2 separate regions of the Homo sapiens genome follow, and region 2 is linked to region 1. Evidence: read pairs that join two places in POLR2A ChIA-PET (ENCODE). Cell type or tissue: MCF 10A. All regions are shown on one strand. Region 1 holds the start of FAS (Fas cell surface death receptor). Region 2 overlaps LIPA (lipase A, lysosomal acid type).

Region 1 (4,000 bases):
TGTGTATTCTTTCAGAAAAGCAAAGTTTTCTTCGGGCTTTAAACACGCAGCCTCTGGTAAAGGTGCTATTGGTACAAAAGTTCAACAAGCATAGCTCCAAGCTTTGACAATTTTCTTACACTTTACTAATACTGCTGTCCAAAAACTATGAGATTTTCAAAGCAGCCAACATTGCAGTGGTGCAATGGTTAATAACAAGAGAGAGAAGAGTGTGGCCTGAGGTTGTATAAATGTTTTCTCAATCTTGAATCATTAATTTTCTCCAAGGAAGTTTCTAAAGAATCCCAAATAGTGCACACTATTTCTGAAAGGAACAGGATTTTTTTTTCTAATCATAAAATGGACCCAGACATCTCAGCCTCTTGGTGTAATCTGGATATCAGATGCAATCAGCGAACAGCCTGAGTTTTGGAATTAGATCTGAGTTCAATCCCATATCTCCCATTTACTAGCTGTGTGATCTTGGCTGAATTACTGAAGCTCTCTGAACCTCATTTCGCCATCTGTAAAATGGGGATGTGGTTATCTTCCCCACTACATGGCTCTCGTGAGAATCCGCGGAGATCACATTTGTAAACACTTCTCTCGCTATGCCTGGCACTTTGTTGGGGCCCAATAAAATAAAAATCCATGGACTCTCAGAGGCTCCGGTACTCAAATGAGCCTCCTGGATCCACGTCTCTTTGATTAGCCATCTGCAAGCTGGCATTTCTGAGCGAGGGACTTTTCAAAACAGGCTGCTCAAGTTTCTTGGCCAATAATAGGCGCCGGGTTCTGTGCGGTGGGAACGAGTACCACCAACCCCAGCAGGAGACCAAGCAGAAATCACCATGGGAGTGCAAGCTAAGAAAGGGCAAAAGAAGAAAGAGAAGGGCAGAAAAACAAAACAAAATGAAACCACTCAGGCAGCGACTTACAGTCTTAAAGAGAGAATTCCCGGAAGGGAGACAAGGCAGTTTCTTTTTCTGTGTGACAATAAAAAACGGTAAACAAGCCTCCAGAAGCTCATTCAGCCCCCATATAACTTTTTCGAGAAAGAAAAGGTGCCGTTCTTCCGAGCCCTCCGGCTTAACCACTGCTTCGGTGCTGACTTATTTCCTACGTCTGAGAACTGCCAGAAAATGAGCAATATCTGTTCTGAAGGCTGCAGGCTCTCTCCCCGCCCCCGCGGGGCGGCGCGCACTCACCCACCCGCGCCGGAGCGGACCTTTGGCTTGGCTTGTCAGGGCTTGTCCAGGAGTTCCGCTCCTCTCTCCAACCGGGGTCCCCCTCCAGCGACCCTAAAGCTTCCCAGACTTCCGCTTCAATTCCTGTCCGCACCCCACGCCCACCTCAACGTGGAGCGCAGTGGTCTCCGAGGAGCGCCGGAGCTGCCCCGCCTGCCCAGCGGGGTCAGCACTTCGCATCAAGGCCCAAGAAAAGCAAGTCCTCCAGCGTTCTGAGCACCCGGGCCTGAGGGAAGGTCCTAACAGCCCCCGGGAGCCAGTCTCCAACGCCTCCCGCAGCAGCCCGCCGCTCCCAGGTGCCCGCGTGCGCCGCTGCCGCCGCAATCCCGCACGCGTCCCGCGCCCGCCCCACTTTGCCTATCCCCGGGACTAAGACGGGGTAAGCCTCCACCCGGGCAGGAGAGGGCTCACCAGAGGTAGGAGGGTCCAGATGCCCAGCATGGTTGTTGAGCAATCCTCCGAAGTGAAAGAGCTTCCCCAACTCCGTACTGAGCGGGTCCACCAACCCGCGGGAGAAGAGGCAGCTCCGCCTGGGCAGCCAGGGCTGGCCTCAGGGTGTGTTCCGTGCCAGTGCCCGCCCCTGAGGCTCCAGCCAAGTCACTCGTAAACCGCTTCCCTCACTCCCCAGAAGCGTCTTTGAACACCTGTGTGTCACTCTTGCGCGAGATCAGAGACGAGCTCACGAAAAGCCCCGGTGGTCAGGAGGATGGGAAGGAAGCCTCGCTGGGGAACGCCCGGGTTGGGGAGGGCTCCATTGATTCAGCAACTTGGCCTGCGCGCGGGTAGGGAGGGGGAGAAGTCAGGGTGAGGAAGGAGTCAGGGTTCGTTGCACAAATGGGCATTCCTGTCCCGGGGCGTTCCTGCAGTGGCTGGCATGCTCACTTCAGGTGAGGACCTCGAGAGCCGGCCTCCTGCCCTTTCTAAAGGCTTCTGCTGTAGTTCAACCTGGGAAGTTGGGGAGGTCTTGAAGGAGAATGGAGCTCAGAGCGCAGAGGTCCTGCCTGGGTACAGGAGCCTTGGCTAATTGCTGGAGTCACTCAGAGAAAGACTTGCGGGGCATTTGACTGGGCTGTCCATGTTGTGGCTGCAACATGAGAGGCTCACAGACGTTTCTGGAATGGACAGTTAACCATATGAAAAAGTACAGATGTTGCGCCATAGGGCTCTGAAAAGGGAGGGCCCCTTAGTTTTTATTTCTCAAGAGGAAAACAAAGCTAACAACTTAAGCCAAATCGCATAGCCCCAGCTATATTAAACATTCACAATTACTTCCTGTCCTTCGTTACTCATTATTTCCTGGCCAATTTTCTTTAAAAAAAAATCTTGTAATTCTTTCGTGCTCTGGTGAACACTGTTCAAAGTCACTATTGCTTTGGAACGGTAGATAGCTCTTAGGTAGTTTAGCATGAATTTTACAGAAGGTATGTTTGGATAATGACATCATTACTGAACCTGAATTTGGATGCAGTTCCAGACTGGACACACTAAAGGTTTCAGTATTCCTTTGGCATCGTCCACCAAGCTCTGCACCTCACTCTGCAACCTCTCTCCCTTCCCAATTAGATTCAACCCATTAATAACACATTAATAACCCTTTGCTTAGCCCACTGTTCATCCTTCAGGCTTCCTCTCAGTTGACATTTTCTTCTGGAGCCTGTTTGGGCCCTCAAATCTAGGTTAGGTTACCCTCCTGAGGGCTTTCCATCACCCTGTGTTTTGCATCTGTCACTGCACTTACCACCAGTCTTGTAGGTGTTGATAGGCTTGTCTCTGTTCCACCTTTCAGTAGACTGTTAGTGCCATGAGGAAGACCCTGGGCGTGCCAGCCTTGTGCACACACTCTGAGCATCTAATAGACACAAAAAGAAGTGGGATAAGGAGGATGGTATATGGGCATTCTCTGTATTATCTCTGCAAATTTTTTGAAATCCTAAAACTATTCCAAAATGAAAAGTTCATTTAAATAAAAAAATGTAAAAAGAAGGAAGGAAAAGGGGTGTGAGGGAAGGAAAGGAGAGGTAAGGGAAGAAGGAATGGAAGGAGGGAAGAGAGAAAAAAAGGGGAAAGGACAATTGACAAAATCAGTATCTCTTGAGTGTGAATTATAAGCCAGCAACTCACATATGTGGATCTTCCTTACTTAATACTTATCATTATAGCCCAGTGAGATGAGTGATTATTAAACTTACTTTACAAATAAAAAAATGTAGCCAAAAAAGCTTAAGCAACATTGGCAAAGATGGTTAGTTAATAAATAGCAGAGTCAGGAATTAAACTTAGATATTCTTGCTCCCAAGGTCCTGCTCTTTCTATGCCATACCCCCTTCCCCTACCCTCTGCCCACGTACGTCTAATTATCCTCAAGTTCAAGGAGATAGGAATATGTGCTTTGTGGGGAGACATATGTTTCATGGTCAAATAATCTTAGAAAATTCTGGGTTACTTTAATTTGAAAACTTTCTGAATCCAAAACTTCTCAGGGCCCTTAGTATGCTAATGTCAAAGGGTTGGGTAATTATATATACTGTTCCCCAAACTTCTTTGCCTTTGGAATCCTTTGAAGAATCTATTGAATGAACACCTAATGAATGCTGGTGTTCTGGGGAAAACAGTTTGGGCATCTCTAAAGGTTATTTTTATTTTACCAGCATATTCCTGAGAGTCCTCAGGCCTTCAAGGGCAAAGAAATAAAATTTTAATAATAGAATTTCAGGCACTCCAACAGATGTTGGAGATATTTTGGACAACCATCCTTATTCAAACCATACCATATA
Region 2 (4,000 bases), 220 kb before region 1:
TTTGACAAAGAATGTCTGAGCATTTCTTTTTACCAGGCGCCACCTTGTGGCCAAAACTTACCATTTCAAATTCATTTGGCTTGCCAATTTTGTGTTTAATTTTTGACATACATTTAATTTGAGAGTGTAGAGGAAATATGGATTTGCACTATTTTGAATTTTAAAAATAAGTGACATTTTGCTAATATTTTATATTATACTATTTTAAATATGAATAAATGTAAATTTCAATACAATTTCAATTTCATGGCTCTAGTATCCCTAACTAGTTAGAATTGTGCTGGCATGCAGTACTACTTGGTGATTATACTGATACCAGTACTCAAGAAAAAGTGTTTAATCAATACCATCATTAAAATTTGACTAATATAACTAGACAAGTAGAATGGGTAAATAGAAAATATACAGTCATCCCTCAAGTATCTTTGGGGACTGGCTGCAGACATCATCCCCAAACCAAAATTCACAGATACTCAAGTCCCTTATATAAAATGATGTAGTATTTGCATATAGCCTATGCATATCCTTTCATATGCTTTAAATCATCTCTAGATTACTTATGATGCTTAATACAATGTAAACGCTATGTAAGTAGGTGTTACACTGTTTTAAAATTTGTATTTTTTATTGTTTTATTATCTTTTATTGTTTTTTTCCAAATATTTTCCATCTGCAAAATATCACTTGGCTGAATCCACAGATACAAAACTGGATATGGAGGGCCAATTGTATATTATAATTATTTTATCTATATATATCCATCTCTCTCTCTCTCTCTCTATTATATATATATATATGTATATATATATGTAGCTACCTATCTGTCTACCTTTATTTCCCAAGTAAAATGACTAACTCTTTGAAAAAGCTTAGGATGCAAATTTCAGCAGAAAATGTCAGCATAAAGTTCCGCTAGCAGGAGCAACTGTTGATCTAGTATAATTGACAGCATATGTGCATAGCTGCTTTCTTGTGTCAGGTGGTAGCTGCTTAACAATCATACAATGAGAAATTGAGTCATTCAGTAAAGCAGGACAAAACCATGCCATCTCATTTAAAATAATGCCTTGGAAATGAAGAGTAAATCTGGATATTGGTATAAAGTTGATTTCCGAGGTTGTGGCTAGCTCCAGCAACCTATGATGTTATCTCTAACTTTGGTGTCAGATAACTCTTTTCCAAATTATCTTCTTTTTAGGCTGTTAAATTCCAAAAGTTTCAAGCCTTTGACTGGGGAAGCAGTGCCAAGAATTATTTTCATTACAACCAGGTAAAGTTTTTAGTCTTTTCATTAAAGGGGGCCCTGAAAACTCATCAAGAAAGCCAGCCTGGCCTATCAGGATTCTGGCCAGGCTCAGGTGCTGTGGGAAATGTTTGCAGGAGTTGACTAGTGTTTGTTTTCCATCAGTCCATTCAGAACAATCCAAGCTTTGTAGCTGGTGTTGTGGACTGGGCCTCCTCTCTTTGTCCTTTCCCCAGCTCTAAATAAGAATCATCACTGTTATGCATTACTCAGAGTAATCACGAACATAGCCTGTAGAGTCAGACAGTCCTATGTCTGTTATCTGGTAGCTATGGGGCCTTGGCCAGATTACATTGCTTAAGCCTCTTCCCTGCACTAATAAAATTAGCATTTTTGAGCATGCTAAATGCACTGAAGTGTGAGGCACTTTGCTCTGTTTTTTAAATTTAATTCCCAGAGCATCTCTGTGATGTAAACGTGATTATCTCTGACTTAAACATGAGGACAGTGAGGCTTAGAGAATTTCTGTGACTTGTCTTACACCCAAAGGGAAGAAGTAGGAGGGCATGACCCCAAACTCTTTCCAGCCACTATTGCCTTGAGTGTACTACCTATGGAGTACAACACCTTCCTTGCCGGGGATTAAACATTCATTTTGGTGCCCAGCCTACGGCAGCAGCTCCACAGCTAGTGGCGATTATAATTAGCATTCTCTCATTTGGGGTTAGATTTCTTTTTTTGTGCCGGTAATGGCAACTTGAAAAGATACTCAAAGAGATTTTAAAAATTTAGTCTGTTAGTCAAACTTACTAGACAATGTTTAATGGAGATTGCGCTTATTGTGATTTTGAAAATTAAAACAACAACAACAACGAGGCTTTCTCTGGTTCCTTTTCATTGTAGAGTTATCCTCCCACATACAATGTGAAGGACATGCTTGTGCCGACTGCAGTCTGGAGCGGGGGTCACGACTGGCTTGCAGATGTCTACGACGTCAATATCTTACTGACTCAGATCACCAACTTGGTGTTCCATGAGAGCATTCCGGAATGGGAGCATCTTGACTTCATTTGGGGCCTGGATGCCCCTTGGAGGCTTTATAATAAAATTATTAATCTAATGAGGAAATATCAGTGAAAGCTGGACTTGAGCTGTGTACCACCAAGTCAATGATTATGTCATGTGAAAATGTGTTTGCTTCATTTCTGTAAAACACTTGTTTTTCTTTCCCAGGTCTTTTGTTTTTTTATATCCAAGAAAATGATAACTTTGAAGATGCCCAGTTCACTCTAGTTTCAATTAGAAACATACTAGCTATTTTTTCTTTAATTAGGGCTGGAATAGGAAGCCAGTGTCTCAACCATAGTATTGTCTCTTTAAGTCTTTTAAATATCACTGATGTGTAAAAAGGTCATTATATCCATTCTGTTTTTAAAATTTAAAATATATTGACTTTTTGCCCTTCATAGGACAAAGTAATATATGTGTTGGAATTTTAAAATTGTGTTGTCATTGGTAAATCTGTCACTGACTTAAGCGAGGTATAAAAGTACGCAGTTTTCATGTCCTTGCCTTAAAGAGCTCTCTAGTCTAACGGTCTTGTAGTTAGAGATCTAAATGACATTTTATCATGTTTTCCTGCAGCAGGTGCATAGTCAAATCCAGAAATATCACAGCTGTGCCAGTAATAAGGATGCTAACAATTAATTTTATCAAACCTAACTGTGACAGCTGTGATTTGACACGTTTTAATTGCTCAGGTTAAATGAAATAGTTTTCCGGCGTCTTCAAAAACAAATTGCACTGATAAAACAAAAACAAAAGTATGTTTTAAATGCTTTGAAGACTGATACACTCAACCATCTATATTCATGAGCTCTCAATTTCATGGCAGGCCATAGTTCTACTTATCTGAGAAGCAAATCCCTGTGGAGACTATACCACTATTTTTTCTGAGATTAATGTACTCTTGGAGCCCGCTACTGTCGTTATTGATCACATCTGTGTGAAGCCAAAGCCCCGTGGTTGCCCATGAGAAGTGTCCTTGTTCATTTTCACCCAAATGAAGTGTGAACGTGATGTTTTCGGATGCAAACTCAGCTCAGGGATTCATTTTGTGTCTTAGTTTTATATGCATCCTTATTTTTAATACACCTGCTTCACGTCCCTATGTTGGGAAGTCCATATTTGTCTGCTTTTCTTGCAGCATCATTTCCTTACAATACTGTCCGGTGGACAAAATGACAATTGATATGTTTTTCTGATATAATTACTTTAGCTGCACTAACAGTACAATGCTTGTTAATGGTTAATATAGGCAGGGCGAATACTACTTTGTAACTTTTAAAGTCTTAAACTTTTCAATAAAATTGAGTGAGACTTATAGGCCCAAAGAATTGTGTGTATGTTTTTTCTCTTTTATTTAACAGTCATCCGGTTCTTCCCTTTCTCTCTTGGCAGTACTTGGAACTCTTCTCAAGGTTAATGTGTTTACTCCGGGAAATGAAGGGCTACCAAGTAACGAGTGATTTTTAAAAATCATTTTTTTGTATGCCACAAGAGGGCACTCTTGGCTTTGCTTGCAAATCTTCCCACGCTCTCTTCCCTCACTACTTTTTCTTTTCTTTTCTTTTCTTTTCTTTTCTTTTCTTTTCTTTTCTTTTCTTTTCTTTATTATTATTATACTTTAAGTTTTAGGGTACATGTGCACAATGTGCAGGTTAGTTACATATGTATACATGTGCCATGCTGGTGTGC

What was found. ChIA-PET counts read pairs that join two places held together with the same protein. Peaks named below come from ENCODE experiments on the same cell type or tissue, not always from the same donor. Only the 100,000 strongest peaks of a DNase experiment are listed, where the experiment ranks them.
Region 2: POLR2A ChIA-PET joins it to region 1 with 11 read pairs; 7 of 35 experiments call an interaction of 5 or more read pairs at or near these places.

The regions. Positions count from the first base shown.
Region 1 is chr10:88,988,544-88,992,543 of GRCh38, reverse strand. It overlaps FAS (Fas cell surface death receptor), which reads right to left and starts at 1,746. Exons shown (of 9, transcript NM_000043.6): 1 at 1,638-1,746. The coding sequence starts at 1,667. FAS-AS1 (FAS antisense RNA 1) reads left to right here. Exons shown (of 1, transcript NR_028371.1): 1 at 1-1,122. It also overlaps a transcript of ACTA2 not described here. RefSeq lists enhancers at 811-890, 1,021-1,430, 1,571-2,081, 2,082-2,593 and a silencer at 3,001-3,050. In MCF 10A, no CTCF peak of the experiment used is centred here; DNase peaks (open chromatin) are centred at 743, 1,163, 1,873 and 2,363.
Region 2 is chr10:89,213,208-89,217,207 of GRCh38, reverse strand. LIPA (lipase A, lysosomal acid type) reads left to right here. Exons shown (of 10, transcript NM_000235.4): 9 at 1,199-1,270; 10 at 2,147-3,636. The coding sequence ends at 2,380. Among named protein-coding and RNA genes, the nearest start is that of CH25H, 7.9 kb to the right of the region's middle. In MCF 10A, CTCF peaks have their summits at 12 (motif pointing left) and 3,802 (motif pointing right); a DNase peak (open chromatin) is centred at 27.